Linked DNA regions of Mus musculus: region 2 is linked to region 1. A link is a contact called in ENCODE Hi-C or POLR2A ChIA-PET data. All regions are on one chromosome and are shown on one strand. Each heading gives the region's core, a stretch centred on a gene start or an enhancer-like site at or near the end of the contact. The rest is flanking DNA. Distances are from core to core; before and after follow the strand shown. Region 1 overlaps Vwa8 (von Willebrand factor A domain containing 8). Region 2 holds the start of Rgcc (regulator of cell cycle).

Region 1 (6,287 bases), core at 2,960-5,459:
GCAGTTTTGTGAGGTGCTGAGGCAGCCAGGAAAGAGAAGGGAAACCCCAATCTTACCATCAGAAGCAAAGGCAGCTGTGCTCTGAACCCAGTGTCCACATACCTTGGAGGCAGCCACCATAGCTATGTGCACAATGCATTTAGCATGGGGGATTCTTTTCTGAAAACCAGGACACTATGTAAACCAGACCAGGCAGGTGTCACTAATGCAGAGTCCCTGTGGGAGGTATTTCTAGTGACAAACCTGGCACCCGACCGTTTTCCTCCTCTCTCCTGAAGAAAGCGCTTTCCACACAGCCATGTTATGCTGCTACCCATCACTTCTTCTAGGTACACCCTGATGCGCTGCCATCCAGCCTGTGAAAATATTTACAGAACCCCTCCCTATTCCACTTACCCTTACTTCCTCCCAGCTACCCCTAGGTAACGGTGAACTTCATGGGTCCTCACCTCCAGACACTTCGGTTCTACTTCAGTTCCCAGGGTCAATTTAAACAGAACCAAGCCGAGTTTACCATGCAGTGTGGTATTGTTACTTAGGCGCGCAGCTTCTTTCCAGATTGGCTCACTTGGGTTTACAGTTTCTTCAGTGGTAGCTTGAAGTCCCGGCAAAGGGGACTCTACTAGGAGTTAGAAAACTGCTTTTCCATATTGTTTCTGGCTCCAACTGGAGAACTGGTTTTGGCCGCGGTTCCTTCCCTTCCCTTAGTTTTCATGGAGGTGAGAGTGTGAGTCAGGTGCAGTTCTGCTAAGCGGGGCTGTTGCCATGGTGATTACAGTGCACACAGCATGTGCAAGGGTCTAACCTCAACATTAGGGAAGTTACCAGGCAATGTGTGCATCATGCAGGGAGGTACGAGCCAAACGGTGAACTTCATGGATGAAGTCAGGAAAAACCATGAGTGCACATCAGCATACAAGCGAGAGGTTTGGGGAAAGAGAATTCGGTGTCAGCAGACAGGTGCGCTCTCCTGGGCTCTGCCTCGTGATGGCCCACAGACTTCAGTGTAAAACTACATAGCTCAGTTATGCTCAGATAAAGCTTTATGTGCCCCTGTCTCCCTGGCCAGCAAGCATAGTAGGTCTGCCCTGAACCTCAGGCTGTGCTCCTAGGTTCCTGAAGGGCGCCTGGAACCACAGATAGAACAGCCTGCATCACACACAGCGAGGAGGAAGCTGATACATTGCGCACAGTAAAAGGTGGGCAATAACGACCAATAGCAAAGATCAAATGGAACAACGGCTGCAATCAAGGGGCTAAGCACCATTATCCTTGCACTTTAGGGCCATTATTAAGTAAAATAAAGGTTCCCTGAACACCACACAGTTCTCCTGACAGACAAGATGACAAAGTGACCAGCGAGTAGCTCAGACTCATGTCCCGGTGGGGGAAGGAGCACAGGACAGTGCAGACACTCATGATGCTACCCAGGGCAGAGCAAAAACTTAAAATGTATGAAGCCTTTATACCTAGAATCTTCTCTTAGCTGTTTCTGGATCACAGAACGCTCCAGGAAATGAAGCTGAAAGGAAATAAAACTGTAATTCATGTAATGTATGTTAAATAGCCCAAAGAGTTGTTTCTGAGCTTTGAAACCTGGGGCTGAGAACATAGCAGAACAGACCAGGACATGCCCGGGCAAGCCCATCGCCTCCCTAGCTCCCACCCCTCTGACCTAAGTTAAATGTTACAGGCTGCTGATGTTTAAATGGACCAATCATGTGAAACCGCGCCAATTCCTCCCCCAGCCCCACTCCTTTTCTATAAAAACCCCTAGCTTCCAAGCCTCGTGGTCGAATCCACTGTCTCCTGTTATGTGAGATACGTTTCGACCCGGAGCTCCGCCATTAAAAAACCTCTTGTTGTTACATCAAGGTGTTGTGTTCTATTCGTGATTCTTGGGTGCACGCAGAATCGGGAGCTGAGTGGGGGTTTCCCCACTGAGTTCTTTCAAAGCCATGGTTAGGAACTGAGACCATCCCTACAACTTATGTACTGGCTATGAGTCCGACATAGAACCTTAAGGATGTGCAGCCCAACGAGACCTGGTTCTGTGGAGTTTCTGCCAGGAGCAGGAGGGACCTGCACTCAGTAACTAGAACAGACAGTGGGGAAGAGTGCCAGGCCAGGGCCAGCAGGATATACAGCAGGAGGTGGAGCCAAATGGCAAGAGGTCAGGCCTAGAAGAGGCGCTAGAGAAGGCTATTTTGAATGAAGAGAGCCAGAAAGAGTGGGCAGACAATGAGTTGAAGAGGGGCTTGCAGCTGACTGTGTACATGAGAGTCCTTTGCCTGGGTTCATACAGACCCGCTGTAGCAACCAAACCTGCACACTAGAAACTCAGAGAGGTTCACCAAGAGGCGATGCCGCATCCTAACATTCACCCACAGAGCCAAACAACTCTACCCAGTCCTCGGATACAAATACCATTTGTGTAATTTAGCTACAGTTACTTCAAAGTCGCCAAAAAGTATCTACACACTAGCAGCCTTAGCAACCAGGCGGCCCCAAGTTCAGTACTGTTTTGCTACTCACAAGATTTAAACTCTCGGAGCCTATTATTTTTCAATCTCACCCCTTAGCCATTGCACAACATGTTAAAAAAAATGTCATTTTCAGATTGAAACTCTTTTCTATCTACGTGAGGGTGACTCATTACCATCCAAATATGAGATACATTAACAATATGAATAAGACAGGAAAGAGAGAACTCATTTGAGTTTTCCTTTAAGTGCTCATTTTGTAAATTCCCACAATTGCTATGACTTATTATATTTATGCATGTATTTTCTAACAGCCTGAAACCATGAAGATGAGTAAGCTACCTTGAAAGAGTAGAGGAGCGTGGCCCAGGGGGAAGTGTGGCAGGAAGGAGCCCAGAAAGAAGTGGACAAGACAGGCAGAGGAGAGGTGGGCGGTAGAGAGCTCAGAGTGTGGGATTGGGTGCAGCACAGGGCCAGAAGAAGAGAAACTCAAGCCCACTGAATCCAGCTCACGGAGGCTGGGATAAAGTCATCAGGGGAGGCAAGAGGATGGAGGTCTGGAAGTAGAACCAAGGCAGGCAGATCAGGACTTAGTTTTTAATAAGGCCAGGACATCGGATGCCCTGGAACTGGACTTACAGATGGTTGTGAGCTGCCATGCGGGTGCTGGGAGCTGAGCTTCTGCACGATCAGCCAGTGTTCTTCTTCATCACGGAGCCATCTCTCCATCCTCATTAGTAAGCATTCTTAGCCAGCCTCGTAGATAATGATTTTAAGAGGTTTTGAAGGAACAGGCAAGGAACTATGTCGTGTGTGTGTGTGTGTGTGTGTGTGTGTGTGTGTGTGTGTGTGTGGTGGGGCTTTGGGTCTCAGAGACATGCAGACATTATAGAACTCCTCAGAGAGACTGGGCTTAAAAGACATTTTCAATCTCAAAAGAATTTCCGACAATCTCCGTATGTTCCTTTGACTGGAGGGTTTGTAGCCCATGGCTGTCTGTTTAGAGGTAAAGATAGCTTGCTGGCTGTGAGAGGGATCAGGTGAGGTCAGAGCAGCAAAGTCTGCATTCTGGATGAATTCCAAGTATGTGGATTGGAGAAGAGCCACCATGTGACTGGCCTTCCAAAAGTGAGCCTGGCTTCCATACAGCACCTGCTTTTGCTTCTCAGCAGTCTCCCAGCAGGCTGTCCCCACTGCCTGTGACAAGAGTCCCATCCATCCAGGGTGCTTTATCCATGGCAAACCTGTCCCTGCTGGTGTGTGTGTGCAGGGTTGAAACCATGCCCACGACCCACAGGTGAGGTATACATTGTTGTAACTTTCCACGGAACACAACCTTTGGGATGGTTGTTTAAAGGACGGAGGCTTTCCAGACCCTGAGGAAGGCTGGCCTATGGTGAGGTATCTCCTTGAGAACAAAGACTCTCAGATCCTGACCAATGGGTGGGTCATCTCTGGAGTGCTGTGCTCTTTGTGTGGACTGTGTGCACAGCCATTCTGTTTTAGGGAGCCCAGTGGGGAAAATTCAAGGAAAGGAAAGGACACCCCTCCCATGCGCCTATTCTTCTTAGACAACAAAAGACAGATAATTATCTAACGCGTTTCTCAACATGAACAAAACAGAGAAGTGACCTTTCTGTCTGTGCCTGTTGACGGCAGTGACCCCAGCCGCAGCAGCCAGGGGACAGTCACCGGAGCAGGAGCTCAGCTGTAGCTCCCCGCCCGGCCTGTCACAAACGCCGTAAATTTTAACAGGCAGCCAGACCTGCATGGTTCACAGTCACCCCTAGGGAGTGATAAATGCTCCTGCTGGTAGACTTATATAAACTGAGACGCAATGATCTTTTTAAAAGGATATTCCCTGTGCTCAATAAACCTGAGTGTTGTAAGGCTGAAGGGTGGCTAGCCTAAGGAGGAAAATAAACCAATCTGGCAAGAAAAAGCAATCATTTGGAGTGCTGGTAGAGTAACCTAAATGGACAGGTACTGAATTCAGCGATTTAAAACTCACATGCTTGCTAGCTGAAAACCCCCACTTCTGGCTTCATGCCGTTTATAAAATGCACTCTGTGGGTGAGAAAGGGCAGTGACGGCAGGAGTGTGACTCACGTATAGTATATGCATTCGTGAAAATTTCAGTAAAAAACGGCAGCAACCTTTACAGTGTTCAGTGACAGAGAGCTTTGTTCAGACACACCTGCTGTCACCTGATAACAGCAAAGAAATGCCACTCAGTGCAGAGGACATCCTGACGACAAGTGAAAACTTATAGGAGATTTTAGGAAGTAACATTTTGAGCTTGAATCAAAATACCAACAATACCTGATTGTTTTGTTACTTAATAAGTGGCAGATACAACCAAAGAGGACAATGAGGCTGGATCAGGGGAAGAGATTCCACCTGCTCTGTCTAGACCCCTGCCCACCGTTTGCTCACAGAGGCCTCCCTTCCCAGTGGCCTTGCTCTGCTCCTCCACCACCCACCACCCAGGAAGGTCTTGGCCTCTAAGCACTTGCCTGTATAGAGTGCTGGCAGGGAGCGATACTGCTGTTTATGGCAAAATACAGGTGGAAAACATGGCTAGGACATTTTATCAGGGGAAAGATGTATAATGAGTACCTGAAGTAAGAACAGGAGTTTTTATATGGTAAAGTTTAAAGAAAAAAGTTTATTTTTCACCTTCTGCCCCACCACATGTGTGCAGGTGCCTGTAGAGGCCAGAAGGGGGCGCTGGAGCTGGAATTACAAGTGGTTGTGAGTCACCTGACACAGGTGCTAGGAACTGAACTCAGGTCCTCTGGAAGAGTAAGTAGCAAGCATTGTTAACAATGAAGCATTTCTAGCCCCTGTGAATCTTAAAAACGAATGTTACTGTAATGTCTGCCCACTTGAGCGGGGCCAGCGCTGCTGTGTGGTAGACTACTGCTTGGAATCGCCATTCAATCCTATGTCCTGCTGCACCTGGGCCATCCCAGTTAGCACCAGTTGTCTGAGGATAATAATAAGAATGATTATTAGTTGTGATCAAACCATTTTGTTCAGAGGGCTTAGAGGTGAGGAAGAGCTGAAGAGGTTAGTGAGACCTGAGGTCCTTGGCAGGGCAGATCTCCCTGCTCCTATCACTAAAAGTCCAACTAAGTGATTAAAAACAGTGCCTTCAGTCTTAACTAATTATTGCATGCTAGTTATCATGGCTGGTTATTACACACAGCTTAGCCCTTTAGGGGAGGGAACTGTGCTATTTGGGTACTAAATTAAGCCTTGTTTCTTGGCACCAATCAACATGGGCAACACTCCTTCGGTAGAAGGGAGAGACTAGGAGTTAGACAGACTCCCCAGAAGGCAGACACACAGACAAGGGACCAGGCTAGGTAATAAAGACAGTAAACTTCCAAGATGACTGCTTCTTCCTCAGCCTCCTGACTTGAAAGAAAACCTGGTATCTTAAAACAAGAGCCTGGTGAGATTTGTCTCCCACCAGCAGGCTACCCGGTGATGGACTGGCACGATAAGTTCAAGGCTGGATCAGAACATGTTACAAACCCGTTGGGGGGCCACTCCGTCACCCTATCCTTCTTCAAACTGACCAGCCCTGAACTAGAGGAGGGAACTCTGCAGACTTAGAACTCCAGCTCTCAGGAGAGACGGGCTTTCCAGCTTCTGCTACGCAGAGGGCATTTGTCTCTGTGTGTCTGACATGTGTATGTTTCCTCACCCCCAATAAACATACTTTTTTTTTTCAACTATTGATTTCAATGATTGATTTCTCCACTGCTGTACGTTACACTCGAGACAGAGAACGCA
Region 2 (5,846 bases), core at 2,377-4,876, 160 kb before region 1:
CACATGCTCGGCACATGCTTGGCACATGCTCGGCACATGCTTGGCACATGTTTAGCACATGCTTAGCAGATGCTTGTCCACTGAGCTACATCTTCAGGCCCTGACGGCTTATTTTATTTTTCCCCTGTAGATGTCAGTTACCGATAGGGTTGGTTAACATAGCTGCTTCATGACATCAGAGACCCAAGACACTTCTATGTTTCTGCTGCCATTCTAGGAAAGTGATCTCTACCTCATGGCTAAAATCCAGCTTCAAGGCTGCCTGTCATCCTGTAGGAGAAAGCCAAGTGAGGGAGACTTACTCAGGAAGCCACATAGGAGAGCTCTGTCTGCTGCCCAAAATTTAGTCATATCACCAATTTTAACTCAAGATAGACTGGAAATATACTGTTTCGGGAATGCATGAGTCTACTTGTTTGTTTACAGATTCAACTAGAAGCATCTTCCATAGAGTGTTTGTGGAGAAATATCAAGCGCAGAAGTCCTATGGGTAATTGCAGGTAAGACATTTAAGGGGAGGAATATTTGTTCTGAAAGTAAAAAAAAAAAAAAAAAAATTAAAGTGAATGAATTTCAGTTATACATTTCCAGGAGGAAGGTGAGATGGCTGAGAGAAAGTAAAGTCCTGGAAGAAAGGATCCAGGAGGGTGCTGGTGAGATGGCTCAGTGGATAAGAGCATCGACTGCCCTTATCCTGTCCTGAGTTCAAATCCCCAGTAACCATATGGTGGCTTACAACCACCTGTAATGAGACCTGATACCCTCTTTTGGGGTGTCTGAAGACAGCGACAGTGTACTTACATATAATAAATAAATAAATAAATAAATAAATAAATAAATCTTTAAAAAAAAAAGAAAAAAAGAAAAGAAAAGAAAAAAGAAAGGGTCCAGGAGAGGCAGGAGGTTAGCCATGATAACCTGGAGGATTCAGAAAGATGAGACCCTTAGGTGATGCTCTGGACAAGTTTCATGAAAAGAGTGGCCAGCAGTGTGCAGAGAAGAGGTGGCTATGGTCTGACTATGTCAGACCTTGGGGTGGCCTGAACATTACAATCTCATTGCAAGTTTGATCCTGTCAAACAGCGGGGCCTTTGTGAACTGGCTGTCACCAGAATAGAGCTCTCCCAGATGGAAGTAAGGGTTACCAAAGGGCTTGAAGGGGGCGCCGTTTGCTCTTTCCTTCCTTTCGCCCTGTGAGCAATCAGCAAGCCCTCACCAGACAGCACTGGGTGGGAGTCTTGATCTTGGGCCGCCTGGCCTTCGGAACAGTGGGGAAGAAATCTCCGTGATTCACAAATTACCTAGCCTGTGATATTTTATTATATGATAGCAAAGCATATCTACGGGAGAGACCGGTTAAAATAAAGATCGGGTCTTTACAGCACTAGAAGTCCTGACTTTCCTGTTGGAAATTAAAGGAGACATCAAGTCTTTTTCTTGAGGCCATTGCAGCCAGAGACTGAATGACTGAATGAGCTTTTGAAACCTGGAAGTTAGGTAAGTCTCAGTGAGGAGATGAAGGATACAGCTCCCCGTGCCTCCTGAGGGACGGGTTGCACCTGAACACTGAGGTCATTGACTATCTCTGTCACCACTGTCAGGTGGGGGGGGGGGGCATAAAAGGCCCTAGGATATGGAGCCCAGCCAGAAGGCTCTGGAGAACAAGGGTTTAAACCTTTACCTGGTTCTAGGGAAGAAATCAACACATGTGCAGCACTGAGTGAGGCCTTTGCACTGAGATGTGTGTAAGGATGGGCTGGGGGCAACCCAATTTCACACCAGGTGAACTGTGGACAAATGAATTGTGTTCCACGCACTAACTGAACAGGTAATTGGCATCTTTTTTTTTTTTTTTTTTTTTTTTGGCTGCTCCTCCCAGATTGGTTGCTGCTGTTGGCTTATCTGCTCTGGGGCTCAGTGCCACCCTTGACTGCTTAGTTCTTCTTCACCCTAGGGAGGCAGGGTGTGGCTAACTTCAAAGTGGTGCTGAAAAGAGACAGGCCTGCCTTCTATTAAACCACTAAGGGGTAGGCAAGCCCCTTAGCTGCTCTATTCCAGTTTTCACACCTGCCGACCACTGGCAATGATTATATTATTCAGGGGTGGCTGTCAGGAGTGACCTGGTGCATGCCACATTCTGACACCTAGGAAGGCTGGAGTCACTGGGGAAAGATGTCCTCACATAACACCATCCAAAGATTCTGTGATGATGGCCGTTGATCACTTGAAAGTGTCTAGTATAGCTAAGGAAGTGTCTGGTGTAGTTAAGAAAGTGTCTGGTGTCTGGACTGAAAACTTTCACTTTATTCAATTTTGATTGTTTTACATTTATTTATTTATTTTCTTTTGCAGGTCTGAGGATGAGCCTTCAGACTCAGGGCTCACCCATGCTAGGCAAGCACTTTATTGCTAAATCATATTCCCAGGCCCCAGCTAGCCCCTTACTTTACATTAATTTAGTGGTGTGTGTGTGTGTGTGTGTGTGTGTGTGTGTGTGTGTGTGTATGTGTGTGTGTGGTGTGTGTGTGGTATGTGTGTGTGTAGCATGTGCATATATGCACACAAGGCGTATGTTGTGCCGGACAAGATCAGAGGTCAACCGCAAATGTGATCGATTCCCTGGGCACTGCCCACCTCCATTTTTAAGATACAGCTTTTCATTGACTTGGAGTTCTCACTTTGGGATTGGCTGGGGAGTCCCAGGGATTTGCCAGCCTTTGCCTCTCAGGGCTGGGATTATAAGTGGTGTCCATCTAGTTTGGATTTTTTAATGTGGATTTTGGGGCTTGAACTTGGATCTTCATGCGTGCACAGTAAACTCTTTACAGACAGGATTGTACTATGTAGGGTTTTTTTTCTTTTCTTTTCATGCAGTAGTCCTCAAATCTCCACTCTCTTGCCTAGACCCCCTTCTACCATCCTCCTTAGGGCTGGGACTATAGGCGCAGGCCACCAGCAGGCCTCTTATTTTACGTTTAATAACTACCTGGGGCAAAGGGCTGTTGGTCACCTGAGGCAGGAATTCTACTGGGCTGTGCTAAGGATGGACGCTCAATCATACGGACCCTATACCAGAATGCATCTGTCCATGTGGTACTCTGCGCTCAAAGATCATCTCAATTGAAGACTGCATTCACCTCAACCCACTGCCCTCAGCTGTCCACTCTGTCCACGCACAACCTTATAAATTCCTTGAGAAAAGTCAGATGGAGGACTGGTTCTTTGCAGAGGCTACTGAGGCCCTTGGCTCCTTTATTTTTGCAGCAAACAAGGAGGCTTTCTGCATGTGCAGTTCCATTTCATAGATGAGGCTCAAGGAGGCTCAGCCAGAAGGCGGGAAACAGGGTAAACTCTTGGAGAACTCTGATGCCCGCAAAGACACTTCCTTGGGTCGGGTTGTCAGGGTGGTAGAGAAAGCGGCGGGTAAATATTTGGGGCGGTATCCTGGACTCCGGCGACACCCGTCACTGCGGTTCTTCAGAGGCCAGCGCGTGGCTAGGGCGGTGCCGGGAGTAGGGGGTGGAGGGACAGGGGCGTCCCCTAGGTCGTCTGGGACTTACTCAGCAGCCCCGCCCCGCCCCGCCCCTGCCGGTGGCTATAAGACGGAGTAGCCGGCGGGTGGCGCGGCTCAGGCGAGTAGCTAGCGCTCAGGCTCGGCAAGGAGCAAGGCAGAGGCACCGGAGCAGACTGCAGTGCAGGCGGCAGCCACCAGGGCCAACACCTCGCAGCATCTCTGCTACGCGTGTCACTGAGCAACTTCTCCATGAAGCCGCCCTCAGCGCAGAGCAGTCCCGCGGCGGTCGCGGCCGCAGGTGAGTGCCTATTTGGAGGTGTCTTCTCCACCTCTGCGCCCCGGGATCGAAGCCAGGGACTGCGTCCACGCTAAGCTACACTCTCAGCTCCGGGGCCCCTGAGAGCTGGAGCCTGCAAGTAGGGGCGAGAGAACAGAGGTCGCTAAGGTCTTCTTCCACTGCCCACCCTTCTGTCCTCCATCACCCTGGCATCCCGTCTCCGGATCGCTCGTCCGATGCAGGTTTAGTTTGGTTTTCCACGCGGGACAAGGAACCGGAGTCTGACACGTAACGGGTGCCTGCTGACTCAGACTTCCCGCCGCCACGCGCTCCAGGGAGCGAGCGTGGGCAACAGTAGGAAAGCGCGTGGGGTGGGCTAGGTGACTTCCAGACTTTCAGCTCAACCCACGGAGGCTTCTTCTCCTCCGTGTCTGGTGACAGGCGCTTTAGAGGGTGGTTGGGAGGTTACGGAGTAACTGACTGCGTGGCTGTCACTGGCAAAGGCAGAGTGGAGTTCTAGGGAACGCTGGCCGCCCCTCCAGATGCCCTCTGTGCCCTCCCTCCCCTAGCCCCGGCCATGGACTCCGCGGCCGCTGCAGACCTGACCGACGTGCTGTGCGAGTTCGACGCGGTGCTGGCCGACTTCGCGTCGCCCTTCCACGAGCGCCACTTCCACTATGAGGAGCACCTAGAGCGCATGAAGCGGCGCAGCAGCGCCAGCGTCAGCGACAGCAGCGGCTTCAGCGACTCGGAGAGTAAGTGAAGCCCTGTTGAAGTCAGTAATCCTCAGACTCAGGCTTCCTAAAGCTCTAGATTCACCTGGGTTATCTTTAAACTGAGGCACGACATCTGGGGAAAGTCAGACCCGGGGATCTGCACGGCTCTGAGATGCCTGAAGAGTTGACTTTCTGAGTCGTTAGCCCAGATGTGCGGGGGTCATTAAGGCGTTCTTGGGGAGAGAGGTACGAGGGTGGGTGGGTGGCTCTTAAAGAGCTGTGGGTCTACCTGTCACGGCAGGTGTGTACCATGAGGCCTGAGGGTTTGTGCAGTCAGCCAGAACTCCTGGGAGTCCAGCCAGGCCTTCCAACCTTTTCCCGCCTTTCTACCCACTCTTCGCTCTTCATTTTTTTTTTTTTATTTTATTTTATTTTGAGACTCTCCCAAGGTGATCTATGTAGCTGCGGGTGACCTCGAACCTCTCTGATCCTCTTTCCTCGGGCTTCAGGGTGCTGGGGTGACAGTGCAATGCCACCACATTTAGGCACATCAGTTTATAGGCAATGCTGGGGGTCAGACCTAGGGCTTCTTGCACGCTAGGCAAACACTAGACCAACAGCACCCTCCCTTTCCTTTTCCAGAATGGGTGTTGGGGAACATGAGGACACGAGTGAGCACAAGAATGAAACATTTGTGAAACCAAAATGGTTTCATAAGCTGCTGTTTTTGGAATGCTTGAAATAACTTCGTTCACTTTCTGCCTAGCTCCCAGGCTCTTTCGCCACTCCAGGCACTTTTGAAACAGTCTCCCGCTGGGCTGCTGAGTTCAAGTACAGGGTTTCAGGCACGCCCACCCTCCAGGTTACCCACAGAAGGTCATCCTAGTAACCTTTTCCACATTGCCTCTGGAGAGGGGAAGGGGGAGGGGAGGGGGAGGGGGAGGGGGAGGGGGAGAGAGAGAGTTAGTTTTCAGTAACTCAAGTGACCTGCAAGAACAGTGAATTTGGTGACCTTTTATTTATTATTATATAATTGTTTTCAAATCTTGGCTTATTCACTGTTTTTCAATGTGAACTTTAAATTCTGTTTGTTCTTGTGCCCTTAGTCCCTAGATACAGGCTCAGACATCACCAATTGTGCTGTCCCCAACTCTGGGAGTAAAAGTCACATTGCTGTTTTGAAATCTAGAAACATTTTCCTTTGTTACTAGGTGAAGATTCTGAGCCTGAGCTGTCCTCCTGAGAAGGGATGATGTTTGACATCCAGGTCAGGATTTGAATCTGAAACCCAAGCTCTGGTTTGATTTTCCTTAGCCACCTACACAGATCACCACGTGAC

The links. Hi-C counts contacts between places; a loop is a spot of excess contacts on that map. ChIA-PET counts read pairs that join two places held with the same protein, here RNA polymerase II (POLR2A).
Region 2: POLR2A ChIA-PET joins it to region 1 with 27 read pairs in embryonic stem cell. The contact joins the promoter of Rgcc here to the enhancer-like site in region 1. A Hi-C loop is called at or near these places in 1 of 37 maps with a recorded cell type or tissue (heart). POLR2A ChIA-PET finds 5 or more read pairs at or near these places in 2 of 5 experiments (both embryonic stem cell).

Annotation. Positions count from the first base shown.
Region 1 is chr14:79,138,380-79,144,666 of GRCm38, reverse strand. All of the region lies in intron 37 of Vwa8 (von Willebrand factor A domain containing 8), which reads right to left. Among named protein-coding and RNA genes, the nearest start is that of Gm30970, 6.3 kb to the right of the region's middle. Within about 2 kb of position 4,209, at least 2 of the 3 ENCODE cell types and tissues checked have a DNase peak (open chromatin) inside an H3K27ac peak, as active enhancers do; they include heart, where a contact is called at or near this core.
Region 2 is chr14:79,299,415-79,305,260 of GRCm38, reverse strand. It overlaps Rgcc (regulator of cell cycle), which reads left to right and starts at 3,626. Exons shown (of 5, transcript NM_025427.2): 1 at 3,626-3,812; 2 at 4,361-4,546. The coding sequence starts at 3,764.